Linked DNA regions of Homo sapiens: region 2 is linked to region 1. The links are chromatin contacts, found by Hi-C in ENCODE. All regions are on one chromosome and are shown on one strand. Each heading gives the region's core, a stretch centred on a gene start or an enhancer-like site at or near the end of the contact. The rest is flanking DNA. Distances are from core to core; before and after follow the strand shown.

Region 1 (6,148 bases), core at 3,604-6,103:
GTCAGTGGTGATCTTGGGTAAGTTCTGCCTCTCTTGTATCTGCTATCTTTCATGTCTATAGGCCTTTAGGAGACTTACCAAAAAATTCAACATGTATTCAGTTGCACCCACAATGCACACATGTAGGCAACAAATGGTTTGTCAACTGGAAGAAGAGACATTCATATGACAAGGTGTTGTCAGAGAATGGCACAATAGAATACAACTCAAGGGATTGTGAAATGTGGTGGTAAAAAGCAAGGGCTCTGAAGCTAGAGAGATGGTTTGACTCCTTGTAATTTACTGCCAAGGAAACCTCCAAGATGTTTTCTAATCCCTCCTAGCTTCAATGATCTAAATCATTAAGCAGGGACAATAGTGTCAGTCTCACTGAGTTTGTGCATGGATTAAATGAGATATTGTATAAAAAGCATTTTTTTAGTACATTTTCTGGAAGACAGTAGCTCACAACAAAGGGTACCAGTGGTGGGGTGTTGGTGGTGGGGATGACTAGGATACACAGACAAGAGGCACAAGCCCCCAAGCAAGGATTAATGACTCCCGTTACCTTAGCTGAAGTTCTGCTAATAGAGCAGAGAATACCCAGATTGATCTAAATTGAGAGACTGCCGGGCTCAACTATTCATCAATGGGTAAAGACAGAGCACAGCAATGAGACCTCATTCACTATTTCAAGACAACTCCCTTTTACAGGTTGAGAAAAAAAATCAACATAGCCCCTTTCAGGTTTGTCACTTTAGTTTTATGGATGTCTCCAAACCGTAGGGCATTGTAGCTGAATGAGCCCACAGAATTTAACTAATCTAGCTCCTTCACTCTAGAGTACATGGAAACTGAGGCTTATAAATAAATGAATTGTTCAAAGTTCCAGGGCAACTCAAGGGAGACCTGGTCAGTGCTTCTCACTCTAGAGTTGTTTTTCGTGTTCGTTTGTTTGCTGCCCTAGCCTGTCCCATTGAGACAATCATTCTTTCATTGATAATGATTAGGGGTGGCCTGTGATAAGCACTAGGAAAACAGAGATGAAAATCTGTGTGTGAGTGAGTGTCTGTGTGGTATATGTTTACTCATAGCTGAGAAAGACATATACCCCTCAGCAAACTGGGGAAGTAAAAAAGGATTGAACCAGAGAAGGTATAGAAATATTCACTAATTTTATAAGGATTGCAGTGAAGGGGCACCTAATCTGTATGGCATTAGAAATGGTCAGGAAAGGCCTCGGGAAATAGTTGATGACAAAGCTAAGAAGAAAAGGTGTAACTAGGAGAAGAGGAACAGGACATTGTTTCCAGAGAGGGATGCAAAAAGGAATGAAATCAGTCATTCCTTCATAGAAAGCATGGACCCCACAGTCAGAGAAGTCAGACACACTCAACTGCAAAGGCTGTCCAGATGCATTTTAATATAATACTGTCTGCCTTACTCCCAATCCTCTGCTCAAATAAGACTGCTATTAATTCAACCTTCAAGACAAAGAATACCAGACACGGGGAAGTCGAACAGGGAAGTTGAACAACCTTCCCATGTTGTGTAATAAGTACGAGACCTTAAATTCAAAACCTCGCATCCTGACTCCAGATTCTGTGCACAGTCTTAACTACCTTAATTACCACGCAGCATGCTTCTCTGAAATCAAAACCACTAGAAAGTGAGTCTACCTTACATAGAAACATAATTCCAGCGAAAAGCATGCAAAAAGTTCAGTTTGGCATTTGAAACTAAAATGCATTAATATATTTAACTTATATAGTCAGAATTTATTTAATAATTTTAACTGAAAGCTAATTCATAAAATGATGAGAAAATGAACCAGGCCTTGATTTTTTGACAGTAATTTTTCTGACAAAATTGTATGATCAAATGAAATGAAATCCTTCACTTTGCATTTAACTTTCATATCATAATTAGGAGAAAAGGTAATTTTTGTAAAAATATTTGAGAGATTCATCATTTTTCTTCTGAGCCTTCTCCTAAGCTTTTGATATTCAAATATTTCTCTTTTGAAGCTTCTAATCATCTTCCATGTTGATTTTCTTTTTTTCAATTGTTAATTGGTTTAACTCAGCCAAATCCTTATTTGCGAATGGCTTAGGATGTGATTTTAGCAAATCTTAGCATCACTTTCATCAACTTCATGATATTGTATAGCTTTCACAGGACTACAATTTCACTTTACAAGTGAAATGCATTGTATTCTCATTATGATGCTAGTGCTCAAAATATTTTATAAAATCATGACAGCCTAAACGACAACAAAAAGTTTTTTTATCAGATGGGAAGAAATGGAGTAGACGCCTAGGCAGAGGTTAATTTTTTTTTTTTTTTTTTTTTGGTTTTTGTTTTGAGACGGAGTCTCGCTCTGTCGCCCAGGCTGGAGTGCAATGGCGCGATCTCCGCTCACTACAATCTCTGCCTCCCGGGTTCACGCCATTCTCCTGCCTCAGCCTCCCAAGTAGCTGCGACTACAGGTGCCTGCCACCATGCCCGGCTAATTTTTTATATTTTTAGTAGAGACAGGATTTCACCGTGTTAGCCAGGATGGTCTCGATCTCCTGATCTCACGATCCGCACGCCTCAGCCTCCCAAAGTGCTGGGATTACAGGTGTGAGCCACCGCGCCCGGCCGGCAGAGGTTAATTTTATAACAATAGTTTTATTGAATATTTTTGTGTAATGAAGACATTAGCACAATCATAACTAACTGAACTTAAGTAATAAACACGTATATAACAAGGATTCACATATATGCAAATGCCTTGAAATTCCCAAGGGTCTCAGAGCTGCCAAAGTAAAAAACAGGACCCCATCTGCTCAATTTGGAAAAAGGAACATCTTGGGGGAAAAAAAGCAGAAAAAAGATTTTATAAATAGAGTTGTATTTTTTATGTACATTCACTGTATATAACACAGCTCCTATTAGTGTATATCATCAAGTTTATGTGGAGTACAGATTTTTTCCAGCACTTTGATGACTGAGTACCTGCTGTGAGCTGCCCAGAGACAGTGTTTTTCTTGGGAGTTGAACTACACACAAGCTCAATAACTTGAAGTTCCCTTTGCCTAGAGTGGATAAAGGACTTTTGAAATTCACTACCTTGCAGGCACCATCCTTCTCCCAGTGAAAAATAAATAATTAGCTCTGTCTTCTTGATCTGAAGCTCACATTTAGAGCTAGGGAGCAGACATTTTAATGAAGAAACTGAATGACATCAGTGCTATCCACCGGTAATTCTTGGTTTAGAGGGTATCCCAAAAGTCCAGTTAATTCCTCATCGTCAACGAAGACAAGTAACAGAGACGTATTCTTCAATTCAAGGAGAGTAATGTTGGTGTAGAGATTCTCTCCTCCCTGTTATGCCCAGTGCCTTTCTACAAAGCTGGTTTGTGTGCAAAGAGCTGGCCATCTGTTGTGTCTGGGGATGCAGTGCATATGTCTGAGCATAGAAGAAATTCAGACTCTCAGTTTTACAGAACTGAATTCCAGAATTTTTTATGTCAGGAGCTTCCTGGAGCCAAGAAGTAAAGGAACAAATGTTTTCAGTGGACTGTTCTTTCAGTTTACATGTTAGGCTTGGAATCCATAAACCCCTCTATTCCCAAACTGTGACTCAACTCTGCTCAAGTCCACACATTTTTATTAAGTGTATCATTTGGTTTTTACCCATCACCATAAGAAACAGCACACACATAAACAGGCATGGGTATGCATGTAGACACATACACACTCACACACCCACCTCCCCTGCCCACACACACACAAACTCCAGCTTTCATTTGCTGTACAGGTTGTATATTCTAGGCACTGTGGTAAAATGTTTTTGTTCCTTACCTCTTAATACATACACCAACTCTGGGAGGAAGGTGTTTTTATTCCCACTCTACCATAAAGAAACTGAGGCAAGCAGGGTTAAGAAACATACCCGAAATCACAGCACTAACCAAATCTATGGAATTACAATTTGAAACCAGATTTCCCTGACTTCAAAGCCTATAATCTAAAGTTTTGTCTTTTTATGAAACATGATATGTGTGTGTGTATGTGTATAGTACTATTAATATAAAATATATGAAATATGTAAGAGGTGAGAACATCAGCTTTTTGGGAATATATTGGTGTAGGGATTCATTGAAGTCTGAGCTCATAGACTCTCGGAATTACAAGGGACATCAGATGACCTTAAATTACCCTGCACACAAATATCTGCACTGGACAGTAATCAGAAAGGGTGATTCCAAGAGCCTATTTCAACTGTGGGATGTTATTATCTTAATTATTACATGATATCAGTTGCTCCTTTTCAGATTACAGCATCTATACCTCCAGGGGTGTGCCAAGAATCAATGTTACAGGATAATAAGTATTCCAAAAGCTGTGTTAAAACAAAAAGAGACATATTGCTCAATTTAATGCAAAGTTTGCATGGGATGTTAACATAAAACAGGACTTTAAATCCATTTTGTACCTTTAGAATTCATTTCGAGCTACACTTCCTTAGATTCCTATGCATACATACTTAGGGCCTTGTGTCATAAAATTTTGTGGGAGAGGAGAAGTGATGAGCAAGCTCTCAAATATCATCTGACTAAAATTATTTCACTATCATTTCTAATTCACAGAATGTGTTTCCATATTTTGAGTTGAGATCTGCCTTTCCTTCCATCTCTAAATATTGAAAGTCCCTCTGTTGTAAATGCCCAATCCTTTTACTAAACATAATTTTCAGAATAGGATATAATTCTCTCTTTGTCCAGCCAAAGTCTTGAAGCAGATTTTATCTGGGCAGTCAAGTGGTTCCTCAGTCATATTCAGATCATTTGACCAGTGCAACTCGCTACTCTGAACCATGTAGAATCCAAATTACACAACCTTCCTGGCACAAAGCCAGCATTCCACCAGTTCTGTGACCCAGGGAAGGCCATTCCTTTTATGGTGCCCCAGTCTCCTTTTCTGGACAGCATGAAAAATGCAAACTGGTCATATCTAATGTTGACTGTTCTAGTTGGTGAACAGAAGCCCAGAGCTATGACATTTTAGAGCACTTGACCTTGCCCTGGAAGTCAGTGTCCTACAGCATTCCTGCGCCTCTTTTAAAATAATATAGCATCTGCAATCTCTGAAATGAGCCAGGCCTCCAATTCCATTATATCTCCTGCAGGCTAATATTTTTTCTGTTTAATTGTTGTGAGTAAATTTCAGAATTGAGCAACTATGTACGAGCAGCATCCTGAGTAGGATGAGGCACTGTTCTCTCCAATAAAGGATAAAGATCTAAACAATAAGCTAGGGATGGTTATGCCGTAAAGAGTCACCTTTGACCTCCTAGAGAGTGTCATAATGCAACAAAAAAAGTTTCATAAGTGGGAGAAATCCATGTCCCAGGGCTTTAATACTCTCCACCATCACTAAGTAGCTTATCGACACCAGCCAGTCCTGGCTAAAGAAACTGCAAGGACAAACTCTCTCCTGGCATTCCAGCCTCTCCATTACCCAGTCCATTGCCCTTCCTAGTCTAGTCTCCTCCTGCATTCCAATGCTCCTTCCTGTTTCTTGAACATGCATTCATGCCTCAGCACATTTGCAGGGGCTGTTTTCTCTGCCTCAGATGCTCTCCCTCAGCTTGGCAAATTCCCTATTCATCCTTCCTGATCCAAATTAATTAAGCTTGAGCTTTGGAGACACATTGAGCTGGGTTTGAATTCTTACATTCTAATTGGTGTGTGACTCAGGTAAACTATCTCTGAATTTGTAAATTGAGTACAACAATAATTATGTTATATAATTGCTGTGATTAGCACATTAAATGAAATTTTTGAAATTATTAGTAAAATGCTTATCACATAGTTGACACATGGTTATTTTTGTTATTTTAATAGCATTTTTATTGAATTTGAAACAGTATCTATCTCACTCTTAATTCCTTATTCTTAATTATTATCCAATAATAACACTTCTAGTATTCTAAACCAGAAGTTGGCAAACTATTTTTCTGCAAGGGACAAGATAATAAATATTCTAGGCGTTGTGGGCCATAAGACCTTTGTCATAACTACTCAACTCTGCCAATGTTGCATAAAAACAGCTATGGTCCCGGCTAAAACGGTGAAACCCCGTCTCTACTAAAAATACAAAAAATTAGCCGGGCGTAGTG
Region 2 (6,148 bases), core at 1,083-3,582, 360 kb after region 1:
GTCTGCAAGTGCCTGCAGGTAGAACCCACCCACTAGGGCAGGTTCCTACAAATACATGTTTGCTTTTATCTCTCCCCAGAATATGAACACATGTGTGTGTGTGTGTGTGTGTGTGATTGATATATATATATATATATATATCTTCCTAGAATATATGTGTACATTTTTTAGGCCAAATATATTTCTACTTTTTTCCCCTAAGAGGGCTTTTCAGCGGCCCCTCCGTGCTGAGCTAGACAAGAGGCTGTGTCCCAGCGTCACAGCCCTTGTCTTCTCCTAGCCTCCCTGCCTGAGAGCAGAACGGCTGCCGCTTACCTTGAGAAAGTAACAGCTGCCGAGTCTGGAAGCCATGCTAACAGCAGTAAAACTCAGCATTTTTGCTGAGTAGGGCAAGCCTTTAAGAGGCAGCTGGGAATCAAATCAATGGCTGGCCCCAGAGCCCAAGCCCAACAGTACCAAGCCAGGGTGGCCAAGGGACCTACCTAAAGAGCCTCCCAGGAGATGGAGGAAAGAAGAAAGAGGGCCTTGACCCAAACTACCTTCCTGGCTGAGATTCCTCCACCGCCCCCCTGCCCTTGGCAGTATTTTGGAGCCAAGTGAGAGACGCGAGGTGCAAACCGACAGCAGTTTAAGTCAATTACTGCCACATTCTGTCATGGGTTCCACACTCACAGCCCCTTTTCAAATTGTAGATCTCCCTCAGTACTGAAACACTCTCTCTCTCTGTCTCCCTCTCTCTCGCTCTTGCTCTCTCTCTCTCCCTCTCCACCTCTCTGCCTTCTCTCAATATCCCCCTAACTCCAGGGGAGCCATGGAGAGGCATATTTAGGGAGAGACTCTCTGGGGGCTTCCCCGCCTGAAATGGGGAAAGAAAGACGAATCTGTCTTAGGAAAGTGCCCCATCCATCTCCTTCCATATCATCCACAGCCGCCCCAGATGAAATTTCCTCTGAGACCCTTTGCAACTGTGATGGATGAGCAAGTCCCCGAGGACGCTTTCTCCTTTCCCCTGAGGGGGATCCATGCAAACTTGCCAGATCCTCCCCAAAACCAACAGAAGCCGGAGGGGCTCTGTTGATTGCAAACGGGGATGCAGGGTAAATCCCTATCCCAGACTTTCCAAGCCCCAGATAAGGAGCCCACCGCTGACTTCCCCCTTTCTCTGTCACCCACTATCCAGTGTCTCCAAATTCCCATCAGAATCTTGGAGTCTGCCCAGTGTAGAATTTAAAGTGACAGCGTCTCATTTGCCTCGGGGGTTGGCCATGTCTCTTTCATATTAAGCTGTGGGTCCCAGTGTAGCAGGATTCCACCGTTTGGAGGAATTTTCCTTCAAGCGTACCAACATTGGGCTAAATAAGGTGCCATCTACAGCCCCATAATCCTCCCCAAACCCCAAGCCCAGAGCCCCAAGAGGAAGTCCACAGCGGGTTTCCCGGTGACTACGTGATCCTATAGTAAGGGTCCCATTCCGTGTAAGCTGGAGAGACCTAATTAAAAAGACACACGAGGGCACACATACAAACACATACGTACAAACATGCACACACACATCGCGCCGTAAGTAGGTTATAGGACCTCTCTCTCTTCACCCCTCCCTTACACACACGGACACACACACACACCACGAACACACGCATCAAACGCAAACGACGCCGCACACGCAAACACACTAGCACCACATCAAGTTCCCACCATGGTGCACACGTCGGGAGCGCGCGGGGACACACACGCCACTCACTCAAACCCGCAATTAGCCCTTTGAGCCCCAGGCACAGGAACCCCCTCCCTAGAACTGGAGAAGACTTGGAGGCGGCGGGGCGGCCAGGTGAAGAGCGGACAAGGGTGCCGGTAGGGGGAGGGGCAGAGGAGCGCGGGGACGCCCCGAATGCGGCCCGGGGCCGGGTCCAAGGGCAGCGGGGCTGCGGGGCGCTGCACCCGGCGCCGCCTTACCTGGAGTCAATGTCCGTCTTTGGCGGAGAGCTGCGGGAGGACGCTTTTTATTCGGCTCGGTGGGAACTTGGGAGAGCCCTGCGTGCAGCTCGCATTCCGGGCACGGCGCGGGGACTGCAGGCGTGGGGGTACCTGGCTCCTAGCAGCCTGGCTCATACTCAGCCGTAAAGTCCCCTTCGCTGGTCCCGAGGACAGGCATGAATCCCGGCTCCGGAAGGCGGTCACTACTCCCTCTGCCTCCCGGCTCTCTCGCTCTCGCTCTCGCTGTTGCTCGCTCGCTCTCTCCCTCTCTCGCGGGTTCGCTCGCCTGCGCTCTCCTCCTCCCCGCGCGCCAGATCAGTTTGCAGCCGTGGGGTCCGGGAGCGAGGCGGCTGGCGAATGGAGAGGGAAGTCCAAGTGCGCCGCGGTCTCCGGGCGGGGAGCGGCGGAGGCCGGGCTACGCCGGGGGAGGGACTTAGCCGGCGACGGCCGAAAATGAATGGGGGAGCGGCGGCCGGGGGGCGGGGAGGGAGGAGCTGAACGCCGGGGTTGCTTCCGAGGAGTGTTTTGTACATCTTTAGGCGGAGGAGGAGGAGAAGCGAGAGGAGGAGAGACGGGAGGCCGCCTCGAGGGAAGGGCGGCCCGGGTGGGCTGGGGCTGAGCCGTAGGGAGTTTCGTGGGTCTGGGGCGTGTAGGGTGTTGTGTCTATGCGCACGAGCATCCAAAGGGACCGCGCATACGCGCAAACCCGGAATCCTGGTGCCCTTAAGCGTGACTGTACTGTGTGTGTCGCGAGTACCTGAGTGTTTCTGGGGCGGCAGGTGTTTCCACGGCCGCGTGGATCCATCGAGTGTGGGTTTTGTCTCGGGAGTTGCCCGTGTGGGTCCGTTTGTGTCTGCGCGTCTCTCTGTGAGTGTTTGACACTGTTTGTTTCTCTCGGTGTGTAGGCGAGAGCCCACGTAACCTCCCAGAATGAAGCAAGAGCTTCTCTACGTAGGCAGGATGTAGGAGGGAGAAGCTGAGGGGACACGAAGTTCTCTGGAGACCACCAGAGGCGGGGAAGGGGCGAGGGTACAGGGACTAAGACATGAAAATAAAAAGCAAAATACTCTGCAATCAGCCTGAATGCAGGCTGGGGCTGCTAACATAGGGCCTCTTCCTGAAGCAGAAAATAAAGCCCTCGTATGATAATTCCCACACAGCGCACATTTGGTATGTTTGTTTACTTTGCTTCCCTTCTGATTTAAACCAAATCAGCAATGCAGATCCCTAGTCCCCTGAAGATTAGGCAAGAATAGAAAGCATTAAGGCTACCAGATGGAGGGGCAGGAAGTCATAGGAAAAGGTGTTGGAATATGTAAAAGAGCCAGATTCAGTAGAAGTGCAGGCTCCAGAGAGGTTGGAGTCCTGTAGCTGTCTGGTCTTGGTGAAATCACTTACCCCTTAAGCCTCAATTCCTTGTCTGTTTAATAGAATAATAATATATCTACCCATCTAATAGGGTTGATGTGGAATTGTAATGAGTTAATATATGCAAAGGCACTTAGACTGCTCATGAGTTAATGTATGCAAAGGCACTTAGACTGCTCCCTGACACCTAGTGAGTGCTCAGTGCATGTTGTCTGCTTTTATGATTGCCATTGTATGTTTTTTGTTTGTTTTTTAATTCAAAGGATGATAAGAGAGAGATGTGACCACCAGGGAGGCCTAGAACAATCTAGGAGCCAGTGAACTAATTGGAGGAAGAGGAGTCTTGAAACAAAATGGAAGAGAAATGTTTGAGTGATGAACTGGGAACTCGGGAAAAATTATTTAATCGACAAAGAGAAAGGGAGAAAGAGAGGAGAAGACATCGAGCTAGCCAGAATGATCCTGGGTCTCAGAAGGTCAGGACTGAGGGGAGAGGAAAGGGAGAGGAGGAGCAGCCAGTGCAGAGCTTCTCAGCCTTCACTGGAATCCCAATGAGGAGGAGTCAGCACCACGGACAGCTCTCCAGCCACAAACCCAGTCAGCGATTTCTATTTTCGCCTGGTGGAAATTTCTCCCTTTTTTCTTGGGCAACTTTCTCTTTCCCTTGGCTTCTGGTCCAGGTTCAGGTCTTGAACACAGGTTCCCCAGGTCAGTTCTGACTTTGATTCTGACCACGAAGAAATACGCCCACCACACACACTCCTTCTCCCACCCACCGCGGTATGAAACCCCAGGTCACTATCTCTTGCCTCTCCTCCTTTCTTTCTTTTCTCTCTCTCTCTTTCTGTCTGTGCCCCATTCCTTCCTTTATTCGTCCCTATCTTTCTCTTTGTTTCCCCATCATCCCCCAGCTGAGATCTACTTCCATGACTGTTAGTAGGCAACAGCTGCCCTGCTGATAATGCAGTTCTGAAATCAATCTGAGACAACGTAGTCAGGCAACTTCAGGTGAAGACCAAAGTTCTGACTGATTCTTCTTAACCCTTTCCTTGTAATCAATCTCCCAAGATGGGTTGTGGTCTACATACCTTAGAAAGTGGGGACTTAATGCTTTGGAATACTGTCCAGTCTTTCTCTTCCTCACCCCACCCAGTCAATATTTCCCTAAAGAAAAAAAGAGCTCTTCTAGTTCCAACCAATACTACACAGAGAGAAAGAGGAGAGAGAATTTTGAACTTTTACCGTGCACCAAGCATTTTATTTGCAATGTTCTGAATATTATTGCTTACAGTTCTGAAAATACTTTGCAGTATGAATAGATAATACTATCCCATCTTTATGGCATAGGAAATTGAGTCTTGAAAAACTTGAGTATATGCCAAACTAGCTATATGCCAAAATATAGCTAGTAGGTGATGGAGTCAGGAATTCAACACCCAAGTCCAAGTCCAAAATCTTTATCCTCTGGGAATAATGGGGAAGCCCTGGGGTGATTGGAAGTTCTTGGAATTTTATGGGGTCACTGCACCCAACCCTAAATATCAACTTAGATGTCTGGATCCATTGCATTATCTGTGTCCCATCCCAATGGATGATTTAGTGTATCTTGTCCCTGGAGAAGGAGGTGAAGACTTTGCATGGACAGATTTAAGGCTCACTCGAGCCTTATGGTTTCTGAGTTTTGAATAAAATGCCAACCTTTCCAGGTCTTAGTTCATTTGCATTTGGCTCAGTTTAGCTTTCCTGTTTCTATGAAGAAAGGCTAAGAGGGCCATTTTAAAATGTCTCCGAAGACACCTTGGTCATCAGAAAAGTTCTCAGTGCAAAGCATTTCTAATGACTTATGGAGAATGCAATCAAAACCATATGGATAACATTTTTGCAGAAATACACACGGGTGGGAAAAGGTTTAGAGGCCAAAAATATATTTCTTTTTTTCTTCTTTGCCAAAGAAAGAACATTTAAGGCAGCTTGAGATATGTGAGAAATGTCTTGTTCTTTCTTTGGGGTGGGTGTTGGTGAGCAGCTGTTTGCTATTTCCACCGAATTTACTAAGGGCTTCCATGGGGAGGAGCTGCCAACAGATTAGGATAGACTTAAGAAAGAACTTCCTGTCTGTAGATTTTGGGGTGACACTAAAATAGGACCTTTTGTACAATGGCATTTAATAAGAAAATGGAATGTTTCACAGCATTTCATTCATAGTATGATAGATTTGAAAATCAATGGATAATATTTTTAATATCACAGACTGTTTTAAGAACCTCACTATTGCTATAGACCCTCTCTGTTGTGGAAAATGTACTATAAAAAATCTCACACAATTTTACATGGAGTTTCACTAAATTTGTCTTTGCCAATCTCATTTGTGAATATCTATCCCTGGACCCCAGCTTTAGGACTCTAGAATAGGTGGCTTTTCTGGCCTGTAATCTGACCTTAGATTTTATAGGTTGCTTTACTTAGACTTAAGCTTAAGAAATTGCAAAGGGAAATCCAGTGAATAAATTAATAAACAGGTAAGCATCATTTTTTTCTAGAAATAGACAAGAAATATAGATAAATGTTCAGTGATGAAATGGAGGTTTCACTTACCCCTCCTTAAATAAAGATAAGATTTTGTCCTGTTTGTGCAGGACTCTCAGCCACCTGCCACTGTCTCAAAAGCTTAAGTTCACTACTCCTGTCAAATCTCAAAGGAGTTAAAATCCCTTAATCTGGGGTGCTTTGGGTTCAGAATAGGCTGAACAACTGCTGAAAGAAGCCTGTATTTCTTAAGCGCCTACTGACTGTGAGGTAGTATGAA

The links. A loop is a pair of places that touch in the nucleus more often than their neighbours do. Pooled maps may share reads with other maps.
Region 2: a map of mammary epithelial cell shows a loop between it and region 1 (6-fold over the local background). The contact joins the promoter of BRINP1 here to the enhancer-like site in region 1. A Hi-C loop is called at or near these places in 2 of 168 maps with a recorded cell type or tissue (heart left ventricle and mammary epithelial cell) and 6 of 50 pooled maps.

The regions. Positions count from the first base shown.
Region 1 is chr9:118,999,883-119,006,030 of GRCh38, forward strand. No RefSeq gene overlaps it. Among named protein-coding and RNA genes, the nearest start is that of LINC02578, 320 kb to the left of the region's middle. Within about 2 kb of position 4,854, at least 12 of the 41 ENCODE cell types and tissues checked have a DNase peak (open chromatin) inside an H3K27ac peak, as active enhancers do; they include heart left ventricle, where a contact is called at or near this core.
Region 2 is chr9:119,367,103-119,373,250 of GRCh38, forward strand. BRINP1 (BMP/retinoic acid inducible neural specific 1) reads right to left here and starts at 2,333. Exons shown (of 8, transcript NM_014618.3): 1 at 1,954-2,333. RefSeq lists enhancers at 1,732-2,253, 2,254-2,776, 2,777-3,297.